Regions from separate parts of the Homo sapiens genome. Here regions 1, 3, 4, 5, 6 and 7 are each linked to region 2. The links are chromatin loops, found by intact Hi-C in ENCODE. Cell type or tissue: endothelial cell of umbilical vein. All regions are shown on one strand. Each heading gives the region's core, and the rest is flanking DNA. Links, peaks and the distances in the headings are about the cores only. Region 1 overlaps LOC101928387 (a long non-coding RNA gene). Region 2 has its middle 270 kb from the start of LINC02398. Region 3 has its middle 210 kb from the start of LINC02398. Region 4 holds the start of LOC105369687 (a long non-coding RNA gene). Region 5 has its middle 47 kb from the start of LINC02398. Region 6 overlaps AEBP2 (AE binding protein 2). Region 7 has its middle 55 kb from the start of LINC02398.

What was found. Peaks named below come from ENCODE experiments on the same cell type or tissue, not always from the same donor. Only the 100,000 strongest peaks of a DNase experiment are listed, where the experiment ranks them.
Region 1: a loop joins it to region 2, with 21 times the contacts of the local background. A loop is called at or near these places in 5 of 110 quality-filtered maps.
Region 3: a loop joins it to region 2, with 4 times the contacts of the local background. A loop is called at or near these places in 3 of 110 quality-filtered maps.
Region 4: it touches region 2 in a loop (7-fold over the local background); 28 of 110 quality-filtered maps call a loop at or near these places.
Region 5: it touches region 2 in a loop (8-fold over the local background); 4 of 110 quality-filtered maps call a loop at or near these places.
Region 6: it touches region 2 in a loop (6-fold over the local background); 4 of 110 quality-filtered maps call a loop at or near these places.
Region 7: it touches region 2 in a loop (6-fold over the local background); 3 of 110 quality-filtered maps call a loop at or near these places.

The regions. Positions count from the first base shown.
Region 1 is chr12:19,573,591-19,577,988 of GRCh38, forward strand. All of the region lies in intron 3 of LOC101928387 (a long non-coding RNA gene), which reads left to right. Among named protein-coding and RNA genes, the nearest start is that of AEBP2, 140 kb to the left of the region's middle. In endothelial cell of umbilical vein, for the core only: no CTCF peak of the experiment used is centred there; DNase peaks (open chromatin) are centred at 1,311, 2,441, 3,141 and 3,741; H3K27ac peaks cover 3,916 bases.
Region 2 is chr12:19,742,383-19,746,780 of GRCh38, forward strand. No RefSeq gene overlaps it. Among named protein-coding and RNA genes, the nearest start is that of LINC02398, 270 kb to the right of the region's middle. In endothelial cell of umbilical vein, for the core only: no CTCF peak of the experiment used is centred there; a DNase peak (open chromatin) is centred at 2,519; H3K27ac peaks cover 3,159 bases.
Region 3 is chr12:19,799,253-19,803,650 of GRCh38, forward strand. No RefSeq gene overlaps it. Among named protein-coding and RNA genes, the nearest start is that of LINC02398, 210 kb to the right of the region's middle. In endothelial cell of umbilical vein, for the core only: no CTCF peak of the experiment used is centred there; DNase peaks (open chromatin) are centred at 1,069 and 1,849; H3K27ac peaks cover 2,227 bases.
Region 4 is chr12:20,210,492-20,214,889 of GRCh38, forward strand. LOC105369686 (a long non-coding RNA gene) reads left to right here. Exons shown (of 3, transcript XR_931417.2): 2 at 104-162; 3 at 1,286-1,942. LOC105369687 (a long non-coding RNA gene) reads left to right here and starts at 1,950. Exons shown (of 2, transcript XR_001749039.1): 1 at 1,950-2,845; 2 at 4,165-4,398. RefSeq lists enhancers at 1,668-2,409, 2,410-3,150. In endothelial cell of umbilical vein, for the core only: no CTCF peak of the experiment used is centred there; DNase peaks (open chromatin) are centred at 1,830 and 2,330; H3K27ac peaks cover 1,391 bases.
Region 5 is chr12:19,965,732-19,970,129 of GRCh38, forward strand. No RefSeq gene overlaps it. Among named protein-coding and RNA genes, the nearest start is that of LINC02398, 47 kb to the right of the region's middle. In endothelial cell of umbilical vein, for the core only: no CTCF peak of the experiment used is centred there; DNase peaks (open chromatin) are centred at 2,000 and 2,880; H3K27ac peaks cover 2,722 bases.
Region 6 is chr12:19,506,326-19,510,723 of GRCh38, forward strand. All of the region lies in intron 5 of AEBP2 (AE binding protein 2), which reads left to right. It also overlaps the pseudogene RPL34P25. Among named protein-coding and RNA genes, the nearest start is that of AEBP2, 69 kb to the left of the region's middle. In endothelial cell of umbilical vein, for the core only: no CTCF peak of the experiment used is centred there; DNase peaks (open chromatin) are centred at 1,346 and 1,706.
Region 7 is chr12:19,957,469-19,961,866 of GRCh38, forward strand. No RefSeq gene overlaps it. Among named protein-coding and RNA genes, the nearest start is that of LINC02398, 55 kb to the right of the region's middle. In endothelial cell of umbilical vein, for the core only: no CTCF peak of the experiment used is centred there; DNase peaks (open chromatin) are centred at 2,043 and 3,223; H3K27ac peaks cover 3,220 bases.

The DNA.
Region 1 (4,398 bases), core at 143-4,142, 170 kb before region 2:
GAGCTCTCTATCTTGGAGATGCGCAGAGCTGCTGCTAATGGGAATGTTCAGCCAGGGGGTGAGACGGCTGCGCTGCTGGCCTGAGCCGGCCCTGCTTGGTGAAGAGTGGGGGCCGAGGGCTCACAGGAAAGGAGACTGGGCCCCTCTCTCTGCGGTGACTGTGGCGTGCTGGAGGCGCCAGTAAAATTTCCAGGCTCTGTTCCTTCTCCAGTCCAAGGGCAGCAAGGGCAGAACCGATGCAGTGGCTGCGACAGAGGGGCTGTCGGTTGCCTTTGGGACCGCCCCCCCTCTCCAGGGAAACTCAGAGCCCCCAGCAAAATGGGTGTGCTCAGCCGGGGGTGGGGCGGCTGCTCTGTGGTCCAGAGCTGGGGGCCCTGCCTGGTGAAGAGTGGGGGTGGGGGCTCTCAGGGAAGAGAGACTGGGCTTCTCTCTGCATGGTGGCTGCCATGCGCTCGCTCGAGGTTCCAGAGTAGCGAGCAGGCCCTTTGTTCCTTCCCTAGTTCAGGCTGGTCGTGCGGGGGCCCAGGTTGGGAGGCCCTGCCCAGTGAGGAGGAGCAAGGGCTGTCACCCCATGGAAAACAGTCTGGCAGCTTTTCCACGAAGCGCTGCTGTGCTGGAGGCCTGTCTTAGTTCCTAATCACAGCTTCCCTCAGGAACCTGGGGGGCAACAGGAGAGAGGATGGCAGAGCAGCAAAAATGGTGGCCTGCCTGCATCCTCTAGGAGCCGTGGCCCAGGGAAGTGGAGAGTTGCCCCCCACCTAAGAGTTAGGCGGGGCTGGCTGCGCTAGGGTCCCAGGCCAGTGGGTCTTGTCCAGTGAGGTGCAGTGGTGCGAGGCTCAAACTCCTGGGCTCACACAATTCTCCTGCCTCGGCCTAAGTGCTGGGATTACAGGCATTAGCCACTGCGCACTCTACCTTTTTTTTTTTTTTTCTTATTTTTTCTTCCAAACAGGATTTTGAGAGCCAAAAGAAAGGAACTGAAAGAATCTAGGCACATTATACTATAGCTATATAATTAGCAAGAAACTTGAGGAAGAATGAGATTGCCTCATCTGTGGCCTTGGGGAGAGGAGAGGAGGACATCTGGGTTATGGGATTAGAGTTTACAGGAGATTAGAGTTATGGGGTGATAAGCCCTCTGCTGGAGGGTGGAGAGAAATGAGGTGGGTATCAGGAACCTGGTGAGTTTCACTGGTGGCTGTCCTGAGGCAGCAAATGGGAGCCAAGCTGAAGCTTATAGAGAATTCACCCATCAAAGGTGGACCATGTGCCATGTGTGGATTGTGCAGTGGGCCACCTGCCCACACACCAACACTGACAAGCTCTATCAAAATTGTCCAGTCTGTACATTTCAAGAGTTCAGTGTACTTCTCTTCCTGTTTTTCCCCTCTTCTCTTCAAATGCAAGGAAAGGGTAATCTTAAGATTCAGAAGAGTGATTTGTTTTTCCCCGCGTAGTGAGCAGTTTTCTCGCCCCCAACTAATAAACCATCTATTCTTTTCCCATTAAGCAATATATATCACATAAAAATTTCATTTAGAAATGAGCCTGTCTCTGGCAGATTCACCATTTTAATAAGAGGCCCTAAACTTTTCCATGCTTTCCATGAAAGCTAAAGGTCATTAGCACAGAAGGAAAAGAAAGAGCTGTGAAACATATCCATACTCTGTCAATGACCTGAGGTGGGGTAGGCAACTGCAACTGCAAGACTCATCAATTGAACATATGTAGGTTTTTAGTATCTAGTAGATTACACAAAACACATACAGGACTTTGTAAATTTGAAGGGAGAAGGTTGGAGAATATGGCAAAGGAGGATCATATCCGTACTAGTCAGCTAGGAAAAACAAGCTGGGAAAAAATGAGAACAGAGTAGATGAATTGCATAGGAATTTCTGAAATATTCTAAGAATGCCATGGATTAAATAGGATTTTATGAACTTGCCTGGGAAGCTAATGATCGTTTCTATGAGAAAATGTATTTCACTTTTCAACTCAGGATATCTGGAACATATCTCTCTTTGTCACAGTTCCAGAAGAATTCCCAGGAATTTAGCTTTCCCTTTACTCTAATCTCAGAAGGAGCTATACCCTCTTTGAAGCTCCATAGAGAGAAATAGGAACAAACTTACCCAAAACACACGGTGGGTATGAGTGCTGATTTTTATCCCCATGGAGAAAGGGAATTTTACAGCAATGAGCATAGGGTCTCTGGTGAAAGGTCATATCCATACATATCTTTATAGAAAAAAAAAAAGAAGGCTTGGAAATAGTGAGAACAAAGCCCAGAGCCCAGGGCTTGGTGGGAAAGCAGGCCCTGGCTCCCCTTCCTGCATGTGAGTTTTGACTTCTTCCTGTGCTGGTCAGGGCTGCAAATGGCTGATAATATCACTGAAGCCTGGACTATCTTCAAAGCCCGACTGGCACAAAATGACATATTAATGTAGTATCTCATTTCCTTTGCATTCTGGGGACAAGTGGGATTGGCTCGATGCCCAGGGATATCCTGTGAACTCATGGAATAGGACTGGGCTAAGCCTGGCTAGCACCTGACAGATCCTGTCTATGGAACTAGGGACATTTTTTCTCACTGCTTGAATTGGTTGGAACATAAAACTAAGATGGCATTTGATCTGTCTTGCAAAGATTTGGTTCAGAAAAATCTTACAAATATGCTGATAGTAACTAAAATTTTCTCTGTATCTGTTGCTTAGATGCAATAATTATGTGTTGAAAATTGTATATATATCATATTTATATACTTTAGCACCTAGAAATGGAAGTATTTAGTGTTATGGAAAAACAGATGGATAGATGAATAAGCTCTCTCTCTCCTCTATTTTTCTTTCCCCATTTTATACTTTTTAAAAGTTAATTTAATAGGTAGATTAAAGACATCTTTAAATGACTGTAAAAATAAAGTTCATGTTTAGACAAATTTCCCAGTTGGAATTCTCTGTTTAAAACACTCTGTTTTCATGACCTGCACTGTTTATTTTACATTCAGAGATGTGAGCACATGGGAACCATTTGCAGAAAATGTCTCTGTTTACTTCTAAAACTGATATAATAGAGAAGCAGTGGGTAGAGGTTCAACCAGCTGACTTTCTAAAGCTAGCTGTATAATCTTTCTTTTTATTACTACTGACATGCATTTATGAAAAGAAAATGGAAGTTACGGAGTGTAATGAAGAGATAAATTCAGGCTATCTCTGAAAGTCTATGTAACACCCAGAATTTACAGAAATAAGGAAGTTCATAGTGATCCTTTGTGGTTGAAGTCTGGTAAGAAATGCTCAATGCCATTTTACCTCTTTGGACTGACAAATAATAATTGATTATAAAATAAAATGGACAGTCCCAGTTTGGACTGTCAGCACATCTACTACCAACAGTAGATTGCAAGAGCCTTCCAACTCATCTCTCTACACTCAATTTCTCCCCCCACACTCAATCCATCCTACAGCCTGCTGCCAGAGTGATCTTTAACACTGACCATAGCTTTCCCTGTCTTAAAATGTTGTAATGTTTTTTCCCTGTTGGTTTTGGGAGAGGTGAAAACTTGAGGTCTGTTGGTTAAAACAAGCTGAAGCTAGTTTACTTAAAAAATGTATATATGTGTGCGTAGTTTACTTAAAAAATTGTGTGTGTGTGTGTGTGTGTGTGTGTGTGTGTGTAATACACACAGACACACTTTTTCCTCCATAAACTGTGAGCCTGGAAAAACATGTAATAGTTGCCAACTGGGAAATTTGACAGGAAATCTAGATAGCCTGCTCTTATTAAAAACAAACAAACAAACAAAAAACCCAGAAGCTCTGGTAATGCCAGCCTTACATTTTTGCATAAGAATAATTACATTGTTCTCTTTGGAAGGACATGATTTCCCCTGTTTTTCACAGGATTCTATACTTTCTATTCTTCTTCTCATTCATATGATCTCATTTTGCTAATTTCCATGATCTATTTGGTATTTACAGGTATTTAAGTGTTTAACTCTTGGACTGTGGGCTCAAGTCCAGGTCCTTAGATTTGTGTATAAGAACCATCTGGTTTACATTAACTTTTTAAGGCTCATTTCTCACATCTTCTCCTCTTTAATTTTATTCTCCAAAAATAAGGTTGTCCTAATACACTATGTGATTTTTACTATTTCTAGGTCTTTCTATCTATCTGAAAAGGCTTCTCTATTTCCTAAATTATTTCTTCCCTCTTGAATGTGTTTCCTGATTTCCTTAGCGTTAGACATTCTTTCTTGGTATATATTTCTTGATACTAAAAATACTGTACTTTCATTATTGATTGTATTACTCTATATTTTACTTATTTGTATAAAATAAGGAGACACTTTCTTTTATATGAGCAGCAGGTGTAAAATTTCTTGTGGGGAAATCCAAG
Region 2 (4,398 bases), core at 304-4,303:
TATTTGTACCTTAATGCTCATTGCTTCCCCCTAAGCTTTGCCAGCGATAACTCCTGTTAAACCTAAATTACTTTGACAATTATTACAGATTTTAAGGAATGTTGTGGTAAGCCTTAGGGAAGCAACTAGATTAAATGAAATAATATATTAGTGACTACAAAATGTATTGTTGAAGAAAAAGCCCCTTTCTTCCCCCAAAATCACCATGTCCATAAACAAGAACACCCTGAGTGTTATATCAGTATCAAGTTTGACTTTATTTTTATTAGAACCATGGCAATTGGCAAAGAAATTATTTTTTGTATAGTGCTGTCATATACATATTGCAAAGCAGGATTGTAAAACAACATATATTTATATATAAGTCAAGGATTCTGTTAAGCCTTCAGGAAGCTTAGGTATCAAGTAGTAGTTTGAAAAGCAAAAAATAAAAAAGGTATGAATGGTAGGAGGCTTTCTTTAAGATAAGGAGCCCTGAATCATTGCTGATTCTGTTGTCTCTGCAGTTGCTAATGTTCACGCTTCAAGGATTGTCAGCTACACCGCTGTAGAATCACCAAACAATGCCTCCAAATCCCTCAAGAAGTCAGCCATACAGCCTTCTAACTTTAGGAGCATCTCATGTTGACTTTGTCAAATATCTCAGGATCCATCACGAACCACAGATGAACTAGGGCCCCGAGCTTCAACATCAGAGAGGGAGATGTTTCCCTGCATTTGGTTCTCAAACACACACCTCTACAGACGTGGCTGAATCCCCTCTTCCATCCCTCTAGGGAAGAGATGGCCTGATACGGAGTCTGGCTAGAGTACTGAAAATTTATCATAATGTTTATACTTCATCGTCTTCTATTCTTGTGCCTTCTAGCCTTAAAATGTAACCATGATATATACAGAAGTTATCCCTCAATTTCTTGTATCTTATTTGGAGGGAAATTTTGGATGTTTGAGGGTAAGAGGCACATGAGGGACTGGATTTGAATCTCTGCATGTCAGATATTAAAGTTCATGGAATTAGGCACACATTGCTATAGTCAGTGTAACCCTCAAATCTGATCTTACTAAACCTACACAATATTTAAAAGATGCTCCAGATTTCTGAAACACTATAAAAATAATGCTCTGAATTTTAGACATTTGATAATTTGTAAGTGAAGGTATTCGAGTTTGATTATGATATGTCCATGCATTGAAGTTTATTTATGAGGAGAGTTATTCAATAGACATTTCTTGGGGCCAAATATATGTATATGAAACCAAAAAATTTAAAACAATTAAGCTAGAAATAATAGTGCCTCACATTTATTGTCTACTTTTCCTGTGCCAGGAACTGTGATAAGGGCATTTAAGGGATTTTTCATTAAGAAAATCTAGGATCACACGTCTTATAAATTTTAGAGTCAGCCTATTAGAACAACTGGACCGAATCTAAGGGTTTAACCCCCACAATACAACTGTCACACTATACAAAATATAGTGTAAATGGGCACCGATGGAACAGCTGCAGAATGATCTGAGGAGAAAAGACTTCTTGAAAGGCACATTTGGAACTAAATTTTGACATATGATCCTATGGCTCCATGCTATAGATTATATTAACAACCTAAAAGTACATAGATTTACAAATTTGAAAATCAGTTAAAATTTTGGAAGGAATAGATACCACATGTACTGACTTAAATTTACAGCACAAGTAATTTACCTCCAGTTCCTATTCCTTCATCTCTCCAGTCCACCAAAACACCACTGAGAAAATATTCATGAATTGTCATTTCAACTCAAAAACCTTCCCATCATCACTTTCCCAAGCTTTGGTTTACGAATCCATATAAGTTGCCTCTTCTTCAGTCTGTTAACAGAAAACCTTCATGATCTTAGTCTTTATGATGTCTGGTTTATCAGAGTCTCTTACAGACATTGGTTGAATAAATTCTAATGGTTGTTTCATTTTTGTCTTCAATTGTCTTGTTTTCACAGCCATGTCATTTTCATTAATCAAACTTTCTCATTCCAAGCTCCCTGCATCCCTTCCCTTGCAAACACGAAAAATATATAAAATTGAGCTTTTAATGAGATTGGTAGGAAGCATTATTAACAACTATTCCTCCCAAGACTTGCGGTGGATACAATTCTAAGACAGGAGATGGGACCGTTTTGAAAGATAAAGAGTTCAGTTTAGACAGAAGGGCTTTCTGATTTATATTTGTGTTAAGTGGTGTGTATTGAATAGTAGTTCTATCAATGGCTGCCAGAGAGAATCTGGCACCTTTTATTTTATTTTAAATTAAAAGGAGTGTCTGTAGAAGTAAGTGGTCAGGAATCAGCCAACTGCTTCTTTAGACTGGACAAACACACTTCTTTTTGGAATCCATTCATGCCTTTCCCAAAGGGACATTGTCACACAATGTTTACACAAGTGCTTCCTATTTGTAACTTTGCCAGAATTGTGTTCTGTGTGATTCTGATTACACACCCTAGACTTATTGAGTTGCCAACATTCAGACATCATTAGTGACCTCATTAATGTCATTTTGATAAAACGTTTACATCATTGCTTCTCTTATATCTTGTTTTTGACGCATATTGGAATGTCTGTTCTACATTTCCCCACATCCTTCATTTACCACATATTTGTTTGATGCGGTGTTTTTCAAGTTGTTAGTGTTCTGTACTTTTAATCCTTTTGGCTAGAACCCAAATGTTTGGTGTGCCAGGTCATGAGCATTGCACCTTGACAAGAAAAATTCTGTTAAAGGCCCCATAATGAGAGAAGTATTGTCTCTCCAGAGGTCTCATGTAGTTCACCTCTCTCCCTCAGTGTTATGTCGGGAAGAGTCACTTTTCTTCTCTGTACTTCTATTCTATGAGATAAACACAGCCAGTTAGACTTGGGTATCCACAGTGGAGGTTTTTTTCTTCTACCAATTCTAGCTAATTTCATTTCCACAATGGTCTCTTCTGTGGGATGTGAGCTGCCTACTCTCTGGAATTGGTTACTTTCTTAATGGAAATAGCTTCTGCCTCAGATACCTTATGGTCTCCTAGGTCCTGATATTGACTTTCCTGTCTGTTCAGATTCCTGAATGACAGCCTTAACCTTAGAATATTATTTGATTTAAAAAAATGAGAATTTAAGGTTATTATTCAACCTTAAAAAGGAGATTTAAAGTTGAATATTATTCAACCTTGAAAAATGAGATCCTGCCATTTGCCACAATATGAATGCACCATTTTACTATTTATATGTTTTCCATAATATAACATTATTAACCTCAAATATGCACAACAGAATTTATTAAAAATAGAAACCAAAAATAAAAAATAAAAAATAGAAATTGGTGAGCAAAAAGGAAATGGGAAAGCAATACATGCTTCCAAAGAAGTCACAATTTCTTTGAGGGTGATTAGGCAGTTTTTGGAAACCTTGTCAAACAATCATTGTAACAACTCTTATAGAAAGTTAGAGTTTACAAAGAATTTTGACATCTATTATATATTTTATCCTCTCAAAAAACTCTGAGGTAGGGTATTATTATTATTCATGCTTTACAATAGAGGAGATTGAGGTTTAGATAGAATTTACTATTTGCCCAGGATTATCCAATTGGTAACAGAGGTAGGAGTTGATCCCAGTGAGTCAGGCTCAGAATCCAGTGTCCTTTTTGAAATACCTCTGTTTGTGAATGGTCTTTCTGATTTGGAATTTCACTGTTTACTTCTTACTTGGCTACAGAGACACAGGATTGAGAAGAGGATAATGTGATATTATCCCCAGGAGCAACAGCGACTTGGTATACATGCCAGTCTAACCTATATGGGGAGTTGTGGGTTTCTTTTCTTATATCTTGAAGGTAGGTGAAGTTTGTGGAAATTGTTGAGTTCAAGGGAGGCAAGTTTTGTCTTGGGATATTAGAGTCTAATTGCTTCCCAAGCAATTCTTGCTTGGGATTATTTAATATGGGTTACATGGCTTAAGTTTACCCATCAATAGGAATTGGGTTCAATTGTGGGAGCAGAAGGCACACTCCTATTTTATTCCTATCTTTTTTTTGTCTGATTTTATGAAATTTTGTTGCATCCTTTTCTGGATACAGTAGCCACATTCGTAATATACACTGAATGTACAGAAGTGTTCCTCTGTGTTCGGGAGCTTTCTAGTCTTTCTAGTCTTTCCTCCAGTCCATTAAATTCAAGGTAAACAAACTACCTCCATGTAGAAGCTAAACTGCTTCTGTAACAAGCTTTCCACAAACTTCCCACAGGATAAAAAGAATAGTCTAGCAATATTCCCCTTGTATTGCTCATAATTCTGGGCAGATAGTAAACCAATTAAATAACACAGCTGGACAAACATTCCAACTATAATTTATAAAGTTCAGATCGTGAACACATTTTCAT
Region 3 (4,398 bases), core at 111-4,110, 57 kb after region 2:
AAAAAAAAAAGACCATCTAGTGTTAGTCTCTTTCCACTTATGAACGTTACATTTTGTTTGCTGATTTTCTAGATGGAAAGCTTTGAGGACCATGATACTTTGGCCACAATGCCCGTATGTTTTAATCATTGGTTATAAATGCCTGTGGCAGCAGCCTCGTCATCCTTACTCAAAGGAGCATTGTTCATTTTACTTCCTGTGGTCTCGGGCTAGAGTTACTGAGTGGAAGTAGTCCCCTGTTTTTAGAAGAGGAAAGCTTATATAAATATTTCACTTACCAGGTACTTTATGAACCTTAAAATGGTGTCATATGTGGCGGTCATCCATAAGCAGTGTTTATTTCAGTCATTTAATAATTTGCTGAACAAATACTTTGTTTCTAAATCACAATATTGTGGGAGATTTAAAGTGACTTTTTCCCCGAACCCCTTAGTAGAGAATTCTGTATTCCATTTCTTCTTCAGATAAAAAAACAAGGATGTAGAGCATAGACTGGCACTCTCCTGTAAACTTTGCACTTGATAGCCTTGACTTCCAAGGTTGCATTTTGAGTCTTTGAGTCAGTTTCCCCTTAATGTTTTGTATATATTCTTTCATTATTAGAATACTAAGGTGATGACTTGGGTGTGGGTTAACCATGCTTAATTGCAGTTTTGATTTATCCGTGATTTGGGATACAGTCATTACCTTTCTCCACCTCATTAATCCACTCATCAAAAGTTGACTGCACACATTTTTTCATTGGAAATTTAACTGCTTCCAAACCACAGAGGTGGCTCCTCTGTATGACTTCAAATACTAGTTTCAAGTATCAAAGAGTGTCCGGGCCAGCCAAGATGTCCTTGAACAATAGAGGTCAGTTCACTGCGGCGGCTCAGTCTTGTGGTTCTCTTTCTTGACTGGAACTTATAAAGTTGGAGCCAGAACCAAGACATTATGCTTACTTCAGATAAATCCTAAGTATAAATTAGTCAGAAATTAAGTAAATCCCATTTGGCAAGGTCATAAAAAATATCCCAGGGTCTTGAATATATTTAAATGCCATAAATGGTGAAATTTGCAGCTCATTAAATATGAGGAAATGATTTAAATAATAAAACCCTAAACTTCAAACTCACTGTTATTTTCTTTTCCCACCTTCAATTTCCTGCCAGGAAATAGTGCCATAGACCAACAATCTTGTGGTTCAACTCTCTGCTGCCAAAGGCGTATGTTCAAGTTATCTTAAACTAATTCCTACAAATGAATGTCTAACTGATTCTTAAAAACCTCTGAGGGAGATTCCATAAACTCCTTTAGTAAACTTTAGCAATGTTTGAATGACCTTGCAGTCAAAGGCAGTTCTTAATATTTAAACTAAACCTCTTTGCTGGTGTCAGAATATCACCCGTGAGTTTGTTTTTATAAATATCAGAGATGGAAAAGATTTATCTTGAGACTACATGAGAAGTACTTGAAATAACACTTTTGCATTTACTAAATTATTTCCTGAAATAGTTTTTTTAAAAAAATTCTTTCAATGTTGTAGGAATAGCTCTTATATTTATTCATTTAGGATTCTTATTAAATAAATTAAATTTATGATATGTAGTCCTTATGTAGTGGTAACATTTTTGGTGGTGTGTGGGTTTAGAAGGATCTGAGGGCCCTCTCTATCCAGACATTTTATGATTTTTTTTGTTTAGTTATGATTGAATGATGAACGTTTTTCAGAAAAGCCGGTTTTACCCTAGGTATTCTAGTTCTGTTTCTTGGACTATAAATAGTATGAGTAAGATTTGGACAAGTCTGTGAACTTTCCACTGACTTAATTAGAGCATTGTTTTCCACTGGTTGTTCCTGAGAGTCAGGGTCAGATCTGATAGGGGATTAGCTCAGTTCCAAATACTGCGTATACTGACTCAACACGAGAATGAAAGCCAGAATATGAGAAATGACAGAGATGTGCAGGCTTGAAATAATGTTTTCAAGTTCATATTATGGATACCCATCTGCTCTGTAGGTTCCCTGGATAAAATTATTCATTCTTGAGATTTTATATACCATTTGCATATTACGGATTCTCAGTTTTTTTGTTCTTGTCTAAACTCCTCTTCTGATAAGTTTCTACTGAGTGCTAGATTATATGTACAACTTTAGACCTTGTGGTGTCTTGGATTTTCATGGACACCCCATACTCAACATGTACAAAATTGAGTCTTCCACTCAAACCTGCCCTCTCCTATCTTAGTGAGTGGTACCACCATTCTTCTGGTTAGTTGCTCAAGCAGGAAACTGTCTTGATTTCATGTACCTGTGTCAATTAGGACTAGGTTTTACTGTATAGAAAGTTCCAGTTAATAGTAACTAAAATAAGATAAAAGTTTACTTTAGCTGTGCACAAAAATCTGGATTGGCACTTGAGGACTGTATGGTGCCCTATAACATGGACTTTACATATATATATATATATATATATATATATATGTATCTTATTGCCTTTTATGGATAGTGGCATCCAAATTCCAGGCAGCAGTTTAAAGCAACAGAGAAAGAAGAGCAAAGAGCATATATCTCTATCTCATCAAAAAGATTTCAAGAAGCTGCTACATAAACACTTCTGCTTACCATCCAGGTGACCTGCATTTAGTCATATGGCTATACCTAGCTGCAAAGGGAAAGTGGGAGCTGTAGTTTCCATTCTGGGAAGCCATGTGCCCCAAATTGGAGGCTTGATCACCATTGAAATAGGGGAGAATGGATATTGCAGGATAAGTTGTGCATTCCCAAATATCCATGAACACACTACTCACTTCTGTTCACACAAGAACAACATCAGCCCCTTCTTAAGGAAAGCAACTGCCAAATGCCATAAAATTACTCATCTACTCAAAGTCCTTGACCTTTGGGTATGCTGGTCGCTCTCCATCGGGGCCAGATGTAGCATTTTGTGGTTTGGTGGCCTACAAACTAAAAGATGTTCTATCGGCCCCGTAAGTGCTAAAAATATAATGGTACAGGAGGAGTAGAATAACTTCTGGGAAACAAGAAATGCATAGGAGTCACTATCCATAGCAATTATCAAAATCTGCAGGACAGGAATTCTGAAAATTATGGACTTTCTTCTCGGGCATTAGAAAAGGTCCTGGATTTAGTTTATTTGGTAGCTCCTGGCTTTGCTTTCTGATAATTCCCTAGTCCCGTGTTCGCTGTGATGCCTGACTATATCCTTTGGGATTTAGTCATTTTTACTCTCCTCTCCTCCACAGCTGTATCAAAGTACATACCCCCTGAGGATAGTCCATGTCCTACTGGTATAGACTAGGTGGCCCAGGGATTGCTTTTTGGGCCGAGGGGAGTAGTTGAAGAATGCACAGGGGTGAATTTCCCTAGAAAAAAAATGTAAAAGTGAGAGAAGGAGCCAATGATGCTACGCCTGAGAACATCAACATTTAAGAGTTAGATGGAGAATATGGACCTGACAAGGAAGAGAGAAAATTGTCAGGAAGAGGAGAAGCATGAATTTGTGATGTCCTAAAAATCACAAGAAAAGAAAATTTCAAGAAAGAGAATATAGTCCAAAATATATATATTCAGGTTTGTCAAAAATATAGAAATTGAAGTGTCTATAATGTTTGGTAAATAGAAGTTGTGTGAGACCTTGCAAAGCAAGAACAGTTTCAGTGGAGAGTTGGTGGGCACAAACGCTGACTGTGGTGGGTGCAAGCGTGTAATGAGGAAACAGGGTAGCAAGTTTGAATCTGATTATAAAGATAATGAGAGGTAAGGGGAAAATCAGAAAGTTGAGATTCACTCAAATTCTCATTTTTTTTTAATTAGAAAGAGAAGATAGGATTTCACCTTGCAAGACAATAGGGATGATGTCATCTGTATTTACTCTGTTCCCTTTCTTAGCTTTAGATCACTTGATGTGCTCAATTTATGGTAGGTGGCAGAGACTGGGAATTTAGGATATTTTTCCCCCTTTTAGTTGGAAGAGTTGAGGAGGAGAGAACTGGCCATAGCTCATTGGACATTTATAGACTGAGAACAGGCTGGAGGAAAAAGAGAAAGCTTTGATACCCAGGAATATTTATTGAAGAGAATTACTTTGTAAAAAGATCACTGAAACATGACTGTTTATTATGTGCAAGGCACTGCATGCAGTAACACAATGAACATTCTCTGAAAGAAGAAACCATCTTTGTAATTCAAACTCTACTGCAGTCAAGTTTAATGAAGTGACTCTTATTTAAGTCCCTATTACATGATCCATGTAGGAAATTTCTGTTAGGATTTGGTACTAGCATTAACTGTGTCTTCTTTGAGAAGCATCACCTGTCTTTTCCTTTTATAGAATAATACTAGATAACATCCTTAGACATCTCCCATGTGCCAGGCACTATGCCCAACACTTCA
Region 4 (4,398 bases), core at 275-4,274, 470 kb after region 2:
CCATTTATTCATTCAACATACATTTATGTAGTACCTACATTATGTTCCTGGGAAATGAAGAGAAAATGACTTGATCCATGGCCTTAACTTGTCTATTTTACAGCATAGTGGGGAGAAGATATAGGAACTACTACAATACAATGTAATAATTCCATAATGAAGGTATGTATGAGCTGCAGAGGAAATGCAGAACATAGTAAGTACTTGAGGTCAGACTTAAAAAAAATGAGTAATTTTCTGTGGGGAGAGGAAATCAGACAGAATAAATACATTTTATATTCAAAATTTCAGACAAGTTAGGGAACCTGGCATGTTTAAAGAAAAACAAATGGCTTAGAACGACCTGAGGAAGATAGATGGGTGAAACCATTGAAGCTAAGTGAGGGCCAGATTTGGAGAGGACTTCATGACAAAATTTTTAAGAGCTATGATCTGATCAGAATTGCATGAGCAGAGTAAAAAAAAAAAAAGGAACTAACATTAGTTAAGCATGTGTGCTAGCTCTGTAATGACTATTTTTACTCTTTTCCTCTTTTTTAAGAGATGTGGATCTCTCTCTGTTGCCCAGGCTGGAGTTCAGTGGTGCAATCATAGCTCTCTCCAGCCTCGACCTCCTGGGCTCAAGCAATCCTATCATCTCAGCCTCCCCAGTAGCAAGGGGTACAGGCACATGCCACCATACTTGGCTAACTTAATTTTTTTTTTTTTAAGAGACAGGGTTTCACTATGTTGCCCAGGCTGTTGTCAAATTCCTGGCCTCAAGTGATCTCACACCTTGACCTCCCAAAGTGTTGAGATTACAAGCATGAGCCACCACACCCGGCATGTGATGACTCCTTTGGATATAATATCTCAGTATGATCCAGTGGGAAGAGCACAACTTTGAGTCTAGACAAACTTGGGTTCAAATCTTAGATCTTCTTCATTAATTTTAAGAGTTGGGCCAATTATTTAAGTTCTTTGAACTCCTACCCTCTTCATAATGTTTAATTCATAACCTGCAGGCTTGTTATAAAGAACAGATGCTAGGTGTAAAATGAATAACATAGGAAGTATAGCTATATTGTTACTACTAATAAACTTTGTTAGAGCCAAAATTCAAAGCCATGCTTCATTCCAAAGAATACACTTAACACGGACCTAGTCAATAGGAGGCTGCAGCCCTTTGGCCAGAGTGCTTTGTTTAGCAGTGAACACACAATTCATTCTGAGTACACCAAAGTTAACCCCGAGAATTATACGGGAGTTGTGATCTAACAGCTGTGTTTTTCTGATATATTTACAGCAATGAGGAAGTAAGTGTAAAAATCACTTTTTACCACCATGAAGCATGAACCAGCCAAGAAGTAAAGCCAAAATAGAAGGAGGCAGAGTGAGGAAAAGGAGAGCAAGTCCTAGTTCAGCTGCACCTAAGTCAGTACAAGCAATGAGCTTTTTTTAGGTAAATGAGCTAAATACTAGTAATAACTACAATAATAACAACAGCTTTTCTTTAACTCAACTTGCATTGAGTCTTCAGTCACTTGTATCCAATAGTACACTGACTAATTAAATTGGAATGAGCAACCTAGAAGCTCACTTTGGAATAGCAATAATGTAGACCTGGAAGAGTTTTCATCAATAAGGGAAAGAAACTAAATATGAGGAAGTGAAGACAGTCCATGTAGACTGCTTGTTCTAGAAGCTGATCTATTTTTAAAAAATTACAAAGGAGAAGATTCAGTAGCTAGAGTGGAGGCAGAATCGAGGAAGTATTTATTCCTAAGATGGGAGAGACTTGAGCATGTTTATGCACAAAGGGAAAGATGCCAGTGGAAAGGAAAAGGTTGACAGTACTGAGAAGAGAGTGGATAATTAATGGCAGAAATCCAGACGGACACAGAATGTGATGACTATTTCTGTTGCCATGAAATCTCTAGTAAGGTCTAGGGTCTGCTCAGACGGTAAATTTGACTGAAAGTGTTCAATATTTTTATTTTTTATTTATATATCTATTTTGGCTTTTCAGCATGTCTATTATTTTTATGTCTCCTCTAGTCTTGTCTACTGTCCTAAAATCAAGTGAAGTCTGATAATACCCCACTGTCCCCACCAAAAGCAAACAAACACAAAAATAAACAGAACTCAACTAAACCTCCCTATTCAAACTAGTGGAGATCTTCATGGCCAAAGAATACCCCAGATTACTAAAGGCATCTCAGAACAGTCATTTTGCAGGCTTTCAGTTTCTGCTTTCCTTTTTTGCCTGCAATTTTGCACAATCAAATGCACAAAAACAATGGGAAAGGGGATTACGTCAAATGTACGAAAGAAATGGCAGGAATCCAGTGGGAAAGACATGCCCTCCACATTTGGCAGGAGGCGTGCTGGGAGGCAGTGGCTTTGCAGAGTGATGAGTCACACTTGAACAGAGGCTCTGGAAGGAATTAGTTCAAGAGAAGGCTGGAGAGCTCCCTGAAATGTATGAGTGCCTCAGGCCATTAGCAATGTGTGTGTGATCACAATGAGACAAAGGAAACCCTGAGATCCGCAGACTTTCTTTCAGGAACCAGCAGAGTGTCCCTAGCTGCTCTTTCCTCCCTGGTGGGTGTAAAACCACAGCCCTTCTGTTTTAGTGGGAAAACGTTTCAAGAGGACCACTTTTTAGAAAACTTTGTCTGGGCCAAAGAATGCAATATGAGTGTAAAATACGTAAATAGATAAAGCAAGCCATGACTCTGAAGGAGAGATTTGATCTGCTCAAAGGTCAATTGGGCCACAAAATTAATGAGCTTGAGAAAGACAGGACAAGAGATGGGAGAGAAGAAATCTGTGTGTTGAACTCTGCATCAATTAACAAAAGCAAGTAAGTATCTGACTGGCAGCAAATTAGCTAGCATATGGACGAACTCTAAAATAACCAGGCATAGAACAAAACCAAATTTAAATATCAGACTTATCTATTGAACGGTATTGCAAATATCAAATGCCTTGTACTATAAATATAAAGCTCCCAATTCTTATGCTAGTAAACTGCTGAATATTTAATACCTTGAGAAGGGGTGGGCCACGTTTTTGAAATAATGTTAAAAGTATATAAATATAAATATCTATCTACATAAATAACATCTATGCTGATCCTGTTTATGTACAGTTTCACAGCATTCATGTAACTTTGCGAGCAGTAGTAAAATTCTAATTCTACAAGAATGAATTACATTTTAAGCTTGTGATATAGAATAACATGACTCTTTGTTACACTGTATGTTCAGATTTTGCCAGAAAATAAAAGAGAAGTGAGGTTTTTATAGGCTGAATTATCAAAATGTCACCTAAAACCCCACAAATTGGTTTTTAAGTGAAGTGCTATGAAATAAATAAAATTCTCTAGTAGACAATGCCGTTGAGTTTGTCAGTTAGTTTATAAAGTATCACGTGATAGAGCATTGTGTTTCTAAAGCATTAAATAATAGATCAAATGCTATGGCTATTGAAGGATGGATCAGTGCTGGATCACCTAAAATAGATTAAAAAAAACTGCTAGTGTAGAGGCAGTTGTGCAATAATGTCAGAACGCAAGTTCAGAGTGTGCCAAAACATCTGCTAATTTCTAGCTGTTATAATATAAAACTTACTTTTTTCATTTCAAAAGACCAAAAAGTACTTGAGATGAGAGGAGGGAAATGTCTTCACTTTGGGGACTTACGGCGAAGACACAAAGTCCTTACAACACAATTGTGATAAGATGACTTGAACATTTCATTATTCTACTTTCATTTACTTAGGAGAATAACCTTGACACTAAATTAATGTAGAATAAAATGGAAGTTTCTACAAAGTGTAAACATCTCTACCATGTGACTAGAATGATGTCAGCAAAACTAGTGATCTGAGGCCAACAGTGAGCTGTGGAAGGATGTCCTCTAACAATAATTGAAGGGAGTGGGCTGGTTTGGCTTTGACTTTTAAAAATTACTAGAGATGCGTGTTCTATGTCTCTCCTGCCATTTGAAAGGCACGTGTGTACATGAGAGCTGATTGTGTCCATTCTCCCTTTGCATGATAATTCTTGGCCCTTTGCCTGGTTTACTTTAGAGTTTGTATTACCTCATTATTTATATTTTTCTCCAAAGTCCTGCTCTGAAGAGCTTTTCCTGAATGTGATTTTTCTGTCTCCATCTTCAGAGTTGGCCATGCAGAAATCTAATAATGTCAAACCATTGCCCTCAAGGATGTGATAATAATGACTTCTGCTTGGAGATGGCAACCAGTTAATGCAGTATACTCAGGAGGGCTTTTGAAAGACTGCAATACAATTTCCCCATTTTACAGATAAAGAAACTGAGGTATATTTGAAAATGGAAGAAATAACAATTTTAATGGTCAGATGCCAAAATATTAAGGTAAATAAGAGCTGAC
Region 5 (4,398 bases), core at 128-4,127, 220 kb after region 2:
CCAGTGAACAGGGTTGGTGTTGGTGGGAAGTGGGAGCTGATAGCAAAACAGATGACAAGGATGTCTCTTAGTGTTATGGCTTGTGGGCCCAGATAGATGGTGGTACCATCACTGAGATAAAGCATATAGGGGAAGGAATTCGTATGAGGAGATAAGTTCTATGTTGGACATACTGTGTTTGAGGGTTTTTCTGTATTTTTTTTACTAGGTAGCAAACTTCTTGAGGACAAGGCTTATGAATTGTCACCATTTTATGCTCAGAGATGAGCTTATAGTAGGTGCTTATAATACAAGAGTTTCCCTGTCAATGTCATATATGTATATATTAATTTACATATATGGTCATATATATATTTATATGCTATATATATAAGTAAATATATATATAAATATATTTTTTCTTTTTGCAAAAACACATAGCTCTAGTGCTGAATTATGGTTATTCTACCTTGAAATTTAAACATTTCTTAAATTATGTAAAATATTTTAGTTTCATTATAAAATATTGGTACATGAAAGGAATTATCCCTTTAATGTATTTCTTGTTTTCCACTTGTTTCAAGTGGTAAAAATAAGAAAATTAATTACAAAAACTTCTATAATTTTTTGTATTATACTTTAAGTTTTAGGGTACATGTGCACAACATGCAAGTTTGTTACATATGTATACATGTGCCGTGTTGGTGTGCTGCACCCATTAACTCGTCATTTACATTAGATATATCTCCTAATGCTATCCCTCCCCGCTGCCCCCACCCCACAACAGGCCCAGTTGTGTGATGTTCCCCTTCCTATGTCCATGTGTTCTCATTGTTCAATTCCCACCTATGAGTGAGAACATGCAGTGTTTGGTTTTCTGTCCTTGCAATAGCTTGCTGAGAATGATGGTTTCCAGCTTCGTCCATGTGCCTACAAAGGACATGAACTCATCATTTTTTATGGCTGCATAGTATTCCATGGTGTACATGTGCCACATTTTCTTAATCCAGTCTATCATTGTTGGACATTTGGGTTGGTATACTTTTATAATTAAGATTAATCCAAAATTATGATTAATAAAGTTTAATTAGTGAAGAGAAGAGAACCTCTAAAAGTTGGGGACACTAATTAGGTATGTAATCTAGAGCTTTTTTTTTTTTTAACTGGTTTGAATCTCTTTATAGAATAAATTTGATAAATGGGAAGCATAAAAAGTGTGAATGAAACAACAAAATATTGTTCCTCTAAAGTAAGGCAGTAGAAGTTTCTCACTGTTATTGATTGCCTCTCTGTCAGGAATGTTGATCTTTTATGGATCTAGAGCCCACAGCTTCTAGTGACGCAGTTTGAAGATACTCAAATAAAGCCATGCTAACCCCAGAAAATAAATTGCACAGAGGTATCTCCTGGTTGGCAAACAGCATGGACATTCTAATGTTTGTTGCCAACAATTAGTCACCTGACTCCTTTTATGGGTGGCTATCTGGTGACTGATGTAATGGCAAGCGTGTATTGTTCTTATTGACCATGTGTTAAGGAGCCACGGGACACAGACACTATACAGAACAGATTGTAAGAAATAACCAAGATGGATGAAGTGCTGGGTAAGAAAACAGCGACAAGTGTAAAACTGTCACATGATTAAATCTGGAAAAATACTCTATACAATGAGGGTATTTATTGCAGGAGCCACCGTTGAACAATGCCATCTTCATTCATCACATCTTTCATCCACTCTCCTGCAAAATGTTTTCTCATACTATGGAGCAGGTCCATCTGATGCAATTAAGTTTTCTTCATTAGTGCCACAGATTTTCTGAATGCCCTGTAGAAGCACACAGATTGCCCTTTCTCTTCTTCTCTCTTTAGTATTTTAGTCCTATGCAACCCTGCTGTTTACAAAAGAGAGAGATAGCTTTGACAAAGACAACCAGGATGATGAATGGAATTTAATTTATGCAACATTCACGTAGGGTGAGTCCTCTGGGTAAATCACCATGGTAGCACTTCCTCCTCCCTCTCCGTGATATGTTCTGCTTGGCTGACTCAACTCCCTCTGAGAAGCTTGGCACTTAAGGTTATGTAAGCAGTGCAGAAATGTTCAAATATTCATCACAAGTATGGCTACATGAAAGAGAAGAAAAAACAAAAATAGAAGGAGGAGTCTGAGGTAAATAGCTGTTTAAATCAGCAAGGATAAACTGAAGAACAGAAAGGGATTTGGATACCTAATTTAGAATTAAGGAATTATTCCCTGAGGTGATAAATAAAATAGATTTGAGCCAGGTTTAGAGGGCTAAAATATTATTGACTGACCTTTAGTCCAAGCTGATTTCAATCCCTTTCCCATGCTACTCAATAAAGCCAAAGAAAATTATTTTATTTCATCATGGGAAGATAATAGTTTCTTCCATTTATAAAAAGTTAGCTAATTATTGTTATGGCTTATATTTTTCTTTTCTTTTTCTTTCTTTCTTTCTTTGTTTTTTTTTTTTTGTTTTTTTTTTTTAGGCAGAGTCTCTCTCTGTCGCTAGACTGGAGGGCAGTGGTACAATCTTGGCTCACCGCAACTTCCACCTCTGGGGTTCAAGCGATTCTCCTGCCTCAGCCTCCTGAGTACCTGGGATTACAGGTGTGCACCATCATGCCCAGCTAATTTTTGTATTTTTAACAGAGACGGGGTTTCACCATGTTGGCCAGGATGGTCTCGATCTCCTGACCTCGTGATCTGCCCGCTTCGGCCTCCCAAAGTGCTGGGATTACAGGCGTGAGCCACCATGCCCAGCCTATATTTTTCTTTCTTATCAACATATCCACTCATTCATATTGTAAATTGTTATCTATCCAGAAAGGATTTCCCGGAGATTAGAATCAGCAGACAGCAGCATATGCCCAACTGTGAGTACTGAAAAAATATTGAATGATTTGGGCCTGACTGCAGAGATGATTTAAGAATTTAGTTTGCTCATTTTCTAGTAAGGAAAGTATTCTAACCATGAGACTAAGCCCTTCATAAACCAACAAATAAATTAATTAATTAACAAGGGACTTTACTCTGAAATGGAAAGTTTCAGTCTGTGTCACACTGTGTATTAATTTATCTTATAATTAGTGTCACCAATGAATGATTAATTTATGAAAAATTATAAATGCCTAAGTGTGCTAAGTTTCCTTCTTTAATTGGTTGAGAAATATAGGTGAATATTATCACACTGCTAAAACCACTTGGGTATATAAACACTGATATTTTTGTTAATAGAGAGAAGGAATAGAGCTTAGTAAATTTGTTTGGGAAACACCTTTAGGTCTCAATTTAGCTTTTAATTTTTGGATTAGATTTACACTGTTGACTTGGAGCCATTTTGCATACTTGTATAAACTATCTAGGTACCAAGACAAGAGAGTGTATAAATATAATATAGATGTTTTCTTATGAGCTAAAATGGAAATTATTCTCTCACTCTAAAAAACAATTTGCCTATTATCAATTCTGGGAAGATAGACTTTGGCTATCTCTTTATCATTCTTTTAAATTTCTCATAGACATCCCTTATAAAAATGACAATTTAGGAAAGATTAAACAAATTCATTTGGAAACAAATGAAAACAATGTTCAATTATATTAGATGCTTTTGCCTTTATATACTGATAAAGAACCATGAGCAAAAAAAGCAAGAAAATATAGGCCATTTTGCTAATATAAAAATAGAATTTGATATATGTACCAAGGGTTGAAAGTGAGAAGGATGTCTCCATTGCCACTGCCCTAGTTCAGACCACCCTCTCTGTTGTTTAGACTGTGATACTTGATTCCTAACTGTTCTCCGTGTTTTCACTTCTGTCTTTCTCCCATCCATTCTCTGTAAAAGCTAGTGATTTTTTACACCCCATGGTCTCTCCTACTTAGGGCTGCATGCACATATTATACATCAGTTCCTTTGCCTGGACTATCAATCCTGAAGTCAGCTCTCTTTGAAGTCTCCTTCTCCAATAAGTCTTCCATGACCATAATTCCTGACGCAAATTCCTGCCTCCTCATCTCCATTGTCCATCTGCTGTTCATGGTACACCCAGTATGCTTTTATAGCTGTTATTACAATTTTGTAACAATTCTATTTATACGTGTTTGTTTTTTCCTTTTCACTAAACTAAGATCTTTGAGAGCCTCATGCAGCCTTGAGAGTAGGCACTCCGAAAAAAGAGAAGGAAAAGGAAAGGAAGAAGAAAGTAGTGGCAGAAATAAGGCAGAGAGGAGGAGCTCATACAAAATATTTGGTGAATAAATAATTGGCTACTTTTTTGGTGTGATATGCCCAAAACTCTCAGCTTAAAAAGTTTACTCATGGAATCAATTATAGACTTAAAGGTAGCTTAAAGAGCCATTAAATAGAAATAGATCTTTTAAATAGAAATATTCAA
Region 6 (4,398 bases), core at 194-4,193, 240 kb before region 2:
CTGAACTGTAGTGATCCACTCACCTTGGCCTCCCAAAGTGCTGGGATTACAGGCATGAGCCACGGTGCCTGGCCCTTTTATTTCTCTCTTAGTAAAGAAACTTGCTGTCAATAATTTTTATTGAGGTACAATTTATATATAATAAACTGTACCCATTGAAAGTATACATTTCTGTGAGTTTTGAAAGTTGTACTCACTGAGGCAAGCACCACCACAGTTAAGATAGAATAGTTCCAGCACTCTGAAGTTTTCTGGTGTAGCTTTGTAGTACATTCCTACCTCCACCTCCTGCCCTAGAAAACCTACTGTTGTTCTTTTCCCTCATGCAGGCTTTAACATGTTCACTTTGGTTTCTGTGTTGAGAACAAATTGTAGAAAGTCAGGGGTGAGAGTAAAGGGGAATTTGTCTTTTCAGTATTTCAAGTGAGAATGATAGTGGCTTAGACTGGAATGTTTGCAGTGGAGATAAGGGTTGGATTCTGGTTATCTTTTGGAGTTACTATGGACAAGAATTATGGATGGATGAGATACTGGGTTTTAGAATAAGAGGTAACAGCAACTCCAAGGCTTTTTGGCCTGGGCAGCTCCGTGGCAGAGCCGTGGAGGCTCTCAGGCAAGCAGATTGGGGAGAGGGGAGTATCAAGAGATCTAATTTGGACATATTTAGAGGCCTATAGGGCATTCAGTGGCTCTGTCACTTAGGCTGATGGCTATAAATTGAGAGCTCAGAGGAGAGAGGTGTGGCTACAGATAGAAAATATGGGAATTTTTAGTGTATTTGTGGTATTTATAGGTATCAGACTGGATGAGATTACCTAGGAAATAAGTGTAAATAAAGAGAAAGTTAGCATAAGGATTGAAGTGTTTGGGGCTTACCAAACATTTAATGATTTAAAGGGCAATAGATTTAGTGAAATGGTGGTCTAGTAATGAGCTAGTGTCTCTACAGATAAGGGAGAAGTGATGTAAAAGGGAAGCACTAACTTGCATATGCTTTCATTAGAGCAGCTCCTTTTGATGAAATCCTTAGCTTCACCATGGGAGGAATAGCGATGGCTCCAAAAGAAGGAAAATGAAGGAACCAAAAATAGTGGTAATAATATTAGAAGTCTAGAAAGAAAATAAAAAATTTGCGCAGACTCAAAATAGTCCATGAAAATGAAAAGCTTTTGAGCTATGGAAAACATCTGAGAGGGCTTAAGAACATTGACACTTACATATATTGTAAGCTTAAAAACCTAGGAATGAGTGATGTCCACCCTTAAGTCACAGTGAGGAGGCAGAGGTACCTTAACTGAGGAAAAGTCACAAAGGTGGAATGTAATCTGAAGAATGATTTTTTTTCCTGGGGAAGGAAAGTGGAAGGAAGAGACATCCATAATGAGATAAGGTCTTCGCTGGACACAATAGAAAGGAAAGGAGCTAGGTGAGCAAATTGGAGCTCCAAAGTTCTATAACTGGGAAGGTTTTGATGGAGGCAGTACATGTTAAACAGAATCAATTCTGTTAGTAGTAAAAAACATTCAGTACTAACTGCAAATTTAAGTTACTTTGTTATCAAATTAACTTTTATAGAAAATAATACAAATAATGAAACAATTGGTTAAAAGAAGGCTATGAGGTACTATACTGTTTGGTTTGCCTAATGTGCCTTATTTCATTAATTGAAATATTTTCTTTCGAGCCTTCTCCAGAAGAGGTCAGCAAAATCCTAGTTACCAATCAGTTGGCTTGCTGTGCTTGGTTGGCTTGCATTGTTTTTGTGTATTATTTCATTGTAGAGGTATTTTGTTTTAGCAGCTCCAGACCTGTGTTTGGGCTTTTAAATTTTGTTGCCAAGTCTAGAATCAGAGTATTTATTTGACTACAGACTTTTTTTGTTGTTTTTAAAAAAACCATATTTTAAAAAATAAAAACTAGAAACGGGGATTCACCATGTTGTCCAGGCTGGCCTCGAATTCCTGGGCTCAAGCAGTCCTCCTGCCTCAGCCTCCCAAAGTGCTGGGATTATAGGTGTGAGCCACTGCGTCTGGCCTCACCATAGGTTTTTATATAGTGGAGACAGTGTTTTGTTTTTGCTTAAAGCTCTGCTTTTACTCAGTCCTAATATGTTTTCAGGATTACAAGATTATTTTGTTTGGGTGGTTGGAACTTGATTAAAAAAATTGAGATTAAGACTATTAAAACACTAAAGTTCTAATTTTGTTTATATGGAAATTTTAAGAGTTTGACGTTATTGTTTTGCCTGATTTTATTTTATTTAAGCATTATCTTAATTTTCAGAATCTGGTAATGAAAGGAAAATATATTGCTTTTCTTATACTTTTTTGGGTCTTTCTGTTAGATCGATGTTAACTTGCATAGATTCCTTAAGCTTAAACCTAGACTGATTGGCCTACCTTTCATTTAAAATAAAACCAACTACAGCAAAAAACTCCAGGAGATAAACAAATGCCTTAAGTTGTAAATTAGAGACTTTTCCTTCTCATTAGTATTTTTTCTTTACTGTTTATTCATTTAAAAATATTTCAAAGGCTTTCTTCTTCCTCTTCCGGAACGTTGTCTGCAGGCACTCAGAATGGTCCAGCATTTGACATACTGTCGTAGGCTTTTCTACAATACAGCCTCTAACAAAACAAGTCTGTCCCAGACCCTTGGTAATAGAGTTGTTTACCTTTTTACTAAGAACGTTGGGAAAGCACCAAAATCTGCATGTGGCATGTGCCCAGGCAGACATGGAGGGGTTCGTGCTGTGAGACCTAAAGTTCTTAATGAGATTGTCCAAAGCAAAGAACATGTCAGCAGGGCCTGTGGTGGTTCCATGTGTGCTAAATGTGTTTGTGACAGGATCAAACATGCTTTCCTTATTAAGGAGTAGAAAATTGGGGTGTAAGTGTTGAAGGCACAAGCACAGAGTCAGCTAAATTGAAAAATGCAACTTTTTTAAGTAATAAAAATGAAAAGACTTGAAAAAATTTCATCTACTATGAATGCTTTTGGTTGGCTAAGCTAAGCCACATACTTAGTAAAACAAATGGCATTTTCATTCTCTTAATAATAACATGGCTTTGGCTTGATTAGTTAAAGCTTCTTTAATTCACATATATTTGTGAAAATATATGATTAAAAGTGAAGTTGAGGCTGGGTGCTGTGGCTCACACCTGTAATCTCAGCACTTGGGAGGCTGAGGTAGGCAGATCAGCTGAGCTCAGGAGTTTGATACCAGCCTGGGCAAAATGGTAAAACCCCGTCTCTAGAAAAAATAAAAAAGACATACCTAGGCGTAGTGGCTGCGCCTGTGGTTCTGGCTGCTCAGGAGGCCAAGGCGGGAAGAATACTCAAGGCTAGGAGACAGAGGTTGCAGTGAGCTGAGATTATGTCACTGCACTGCCTGGGTGACAGAGTGAGACTTTGGCTTGAAAAATAAAAGTGAAATTGAGACAGGGTTGTTGAAAAACCTTTTACTTCGATAATATTAGTAACATGGCTACTTTCTTTTTTTTTTTTTTTTTTTTTTTTTTGAGATGGAGTCTCACTCACTTTGTTGCTTGGACTGGAGTGCAGTGGCATGATCTCGGCTCACTGTAGCTTCCGCTGCCCAGGTTTAAGCAATTCTCCTGCCTCAGCCTCCTGAGTAGCTGGGATTACTGACGTGCACCATCACACCTGGCTAATTTTTATATTTTTAGTAGAGATAGGGTTTCACCATGTTGGCCAGGCTGGTCACAAACTTCTAACCTCAAGTGTTCTGCCCACCTATCACTTGTTTTTATTAGTGTGTGTGTAAACCCAATGTTAAATGACTGCATAGTATTCCAGTATATTGCATTGCATTCTCCATTTATTGGAAATGTTTGGGTTAGTACCTAAGGTAGAGACTGAATTGTCTACCATATTCTACATTCCACACTCGGTGAGGGAAGGTAGGCACATAAAGCAATGGCAGTACGGTGTAATACATGCTAATGTAGAGTAAGCACTCAGCATTTTGAAGACATGGACTAGAGACTTTTCACCCATTATTGGAGTTGTGGGGGAGGGGCAACGCAGAAAAGGTGATAATGCATGTGTCCTATGTATAATTGTGTATGCGCATGGGCAGACACGGCATATGCCAGGCAGGAAAGTGTTGGGATGGTGGGAGTAAAAATTTGATGTGAATTTTATTTGACTTAACTGAGACCTATAGTTGCCTAGGTTAATTGCCTGAGTTAAAATGAGTAATCAAAAAATGAAGCGTACGTAACTTAAACATTTTTGCTGAATATGTAAATGAATGTTTAGTAATTTGTTTTATATAGAGCCAAAGTCATACTTTGGAGTCTAGATATGTTAATTGGGGTTTCTGGTCACATTTCTTGAATAAAACACATTTAAATGTGTACATAATCTAATGGT
Region 7 (4,398 bases), core at 229-4,228, 220 kb after region 2:
GATTCTAACATGCAGCCAGGATTGAAGACTACTGCTCTAATCGGACACATACTCACAAAGTTGCTAAGCTACAACTGTTCTTACCAGAGGTCAGCTCTAGAGCATTTATACATTATCATGAATGAAGGTATAAAGGATTTGTTATTGATGAAATGTGTGGTGTTTAAGATATACTGATTCACTAGAAATACGATGCAGCTGCCTCAGCCTTGCTCACACAGGACCTAAGAATCGAGTGGTCTGAGCCACCTCTGCCCTGATTTAAGAGTGTCATCCACCTCATGTCCCAATGGAATATTAGCTGACTCCTTCCACTAGGGCATCTGTTTCTAATTAAACTTGTAAGGCTGGGACTTCGCATATACAGAACATTTCATACGATTGTTTTCATGGTTGCTTGCTAATAAATGTTGGTATGTGTTACCAAATTCAGTGTAAGGCCTCCTTTTATAATGGCATATCTCCCAGAGATGAGATTATAGTGGAACGACACCCCCTGCCCTCCCTTACCTTTAACCATTGGAAGTTAATGATAACTACCTTAGGGCCTTTTGCAATATGTATAGTCTTTTGTAGGGAGAGGTTTCCAGGTGAACTTCCAACTACAATAGAATTCTTCAGAAGCAATGGTGGGGACACTATGAAACTGGAACTGCTCATGTAACAATATTAAAATCTGCTTCGGTTGAGTTTTTATAATCTGTCATTTGGGCTGTATAGTTATGTTACCCAATACTCTGATAATGGCTGTGAAAAAAATCTTCTGAGTCTGACAGAATCCTTGCCCTTCTATTTTGTCCCCATGATAAGTTTATTGGGATATCACTTATATACAGAGAAATGCACAGATATTAAATGTACAGATCAGCCGGCATTGAACAATTGAATACATCTGTGTAACTCTAATCAAGATACAGAACATTATCATCAGCCCAGAAAGTGTACTTGTGCCCCTTCTTATTTAATAACACCCTCCCACACACACACCAAGCATTGCTAATTGATTAGTTTTACTTAATCCATTATTTTATTTAAATGGAATCATATAGCACGCACTCTTGTGTCTGATTGCTTTTCCTCAGCATAATGCTTTTGAGATTTATGTGTTGCCTGTTTGAGTAGCCTGTGCTTTCTTATTGCTGAGAAGTACACCATAGAATAAATGCCACAGTTTGTTTATCCATTCTCCTGCTGATGGTCAATGAGCTATATCCAGTTTTTAGCTATTATGACTAAAACTGCTATAAACATTTTATACAAGGGACATGTTTTCCTTTCCCTTCAATAAATATCTAGGAGTGGAATTGTTGTCATGGGTAGATGTGTGATTGCCATTTTATATGTCCACAACCAATGTATCAGAGTCCTAGTTGCTCCACATCCTAATCAATATTTGTATTCCATCTTTTTCATTTTGATCATTCTAATGGTGTGTAGTGTTTTATTGTTTGTCATTGCATTTTTAATTTTCATTTCACTGATGACTATGTTGAACACATTTTATATGCTTATTCAATATTTTTTTATATCATCCTTTATGAAATATCTATTACCTATTTTTAATTGGGTTGTTTACCATTTTGTTTTTGAGTTGCAGGGATTATTTGTTTTGAATTCCAATCTTCTGTCATTTATGTGTTGCGAATATTTTTTCCCAGTCCATCTTCTTAATAGAAGTTTTGGTAAAAATAAGTTTTTAATTTTGATAAATAAGATTTATCACTTTTTTTCTCTTATAGATAGTGCTTTCTCTGTCTTATCTGAGAAATATTTGCCTATCTCATGGTTGAAAAATATACCTCTATGTTTTCCTCTACAAGTTTTATAATTTTAACTTTTATATTTGGGTCTGAAAATCATCTCGAAATAATTTTTGCAGATGGCAACTTTTCTTTTCCCATTGAATGTACTTTGGTGTTCTGGCTAAAAGTCATCTGATAGTATATGTGTGATCCATCCCTTCTATTTTGAGAAACAAATTTAATAACCATGAAATAATAGAAGAATGTGCAATTGCATGATGAATTATGTGCTATATATGCTTACCAACGAAAGTGTTTTTGTTAACATAGCAGAAGACAAGCATCCTGTCATACTTCCCTTATTTCTCATTAAAATATTCAGGAAACATCATGAATCATCATAAAATAGCAACAAAAGTAAAAAGCAAAAGTAAAATACCAAAATCTAAGGAATTTTTCTAGTAACTGAGTTAGTTAAAATGGGTTGCCTTGTTGTGAATCTTTTTTCATTCATTATACTCAGCACTCAGTAAACATTTTCATTCTGGAGATTCATGTTCTTTAGTTATAAAACATTTTATTGTATTAGTCTTTTTTATGATTATCTCCCCACCAGCATCTGATCTGTTCTCTTTCTGGAGTTCCTATTAGTTGCATGAAATATCTCCTAGGTGAATCCCCATTATTCATATTTTTTTCTCTTACCCATCTCATTGGCTTTTTGTCTTACTTTCTGGGACATTATTATTATGGAATATGGGCTATTTCCAGGATATTGTTTTCTAAGACTTCTTTTGAATTTTGTACTGCAGAAATTATACTTTAAAATTCCAAGAGCTCTTTTTTTTGGATTTTTTTCTTTATTATACTTTTTCCTTATTTAATTGATCTGTTAACATCTTTTAATTCTATGACAATGTTATGATTATTCTTACCTGCCTTGTCTGTTGTCTGCACATTCTCTGTTTCTTCCTAGCTACTTTTTCCCATTTGTTCATTTTCCTAACTACATTTTATGCTGGATTCTTTCCTTAAATGCCAAATAATCATTGGCTGCCCATTCATTTGAGTGAGGAGATAAAGACGTGGTTGGAAGATCATTGGATAGGGGTAGGCTTATACACTGATAGCCTTTACTCTAGGAAAGTCATATGACAAGCTAGTTAGCTTTGTCATTAGGGGACCTACATGTTAGTAGATGTGAGTCTTTCTCTATTTTCTCTAGATAAAAGGTTCTGTAATATTCTGTCTGGAGACATCAGCTTAGCTGCTGCCATTCTGGAGCCAGGTGGGCAGGGGTTTGGGAGAGTGGCTCTGTGGTTCAGTATATTAATCCTCTGTTTTTGGTATGGCTGCACACTGGCCCGTCTTCGTACCTGGAACTTGGGTTTACTCTTGGAAGGTTGCCCACAGAATAAATCTTTGGTCTCTTGCTTTCCTCCTAGAAATTCTCCATTTTTGGAACAGATCTAACTGCTTCTGTGTGAGTCTGTTCTCACATTGCTATAAGGAAATACCCAAGACTGGGTCACTTATAAAGGAAAGAGGTTTAAATGACTCACAGTTTAGCATGGCTGGGGAGGCCTCAGAAAACTTGCAATCATGGTGGAAGGCAAAGGGGAAGCAAGGCACCTTCTTCACAAGGCCGCAGGAAGGAGAATGCCAAGCAAAGTGGGAAGAGTGCCTCGTAAAATCATCAGATCTCATGAGAACTCACTCGCTCTCATGAGAACAGCCTGGGGGAAACCAACCCCATCATTCAATAACCTCCACCTGGTCTCTCCCTTGACACAGGGGATTATAGAGATTACAATTCAAGATGAGATTTGGGTGGGGACACAAAGTCTAACCATGTCAGCGTCTTTTAATAATAATTTTTCAAAAATCACTTTATACCATTTGCTTATTCTTGCTTTCTATAGTATCTGATTTTTGAGTCATTTTGCATTGTCCTTTGTATTGTTATTCTGAGGCTCCACAGGGAAAATCAACTGGTTTTCATTGGTTTACACCATTGTAGGCGCTTAGGTTTGACTCTTTTCCATTTTGCTAAGCCACTGACCATTCTTTCATCTGTTTTCATATTTATAGAAATAGTTTGCATTATACATGTTTCCTTGCATCAAAGATAAAATTGAGTTTTCTCTTTCTTGTTCTAATTATTTTGGGGTGATTCTTTGAGAGGAGAAAAAAGTGAAAATCTTTTAACTATTTATCTTGAAATCACTCATCTAATTGACTTAAAAAAAAGAAACTCCTTTAGACTAATATAACTATAAAAGAAGAAAAACATGTCTATTTCTTTCTCTTAGTAGCAAAACTACTACGATACTTGCATCAAACCTTACTTGAAGAAAAAAATCTAACCTGAAAATGAAGGCGAGTATAAATAGGACTATTTGTTTCTGACAAGTGCTTGAATGAGTGATACATATGCTGAGTATAGACATGCAAGGGTTCTAACACACAATAGAATACACTCTTACTCCTACCTCTTTCTTAGCTTAGATATTTTGTATCCCTGTTGCATTTGTATGCTGAATCTCACATGGGTAAGTATTCATATAATCTTTATAGAAATAAATAAAAATGTTACCTTCTTAGGATATTAGGTGGCAAAAAAGATTAATTCCATATTTATTGTTCATGTGTATAC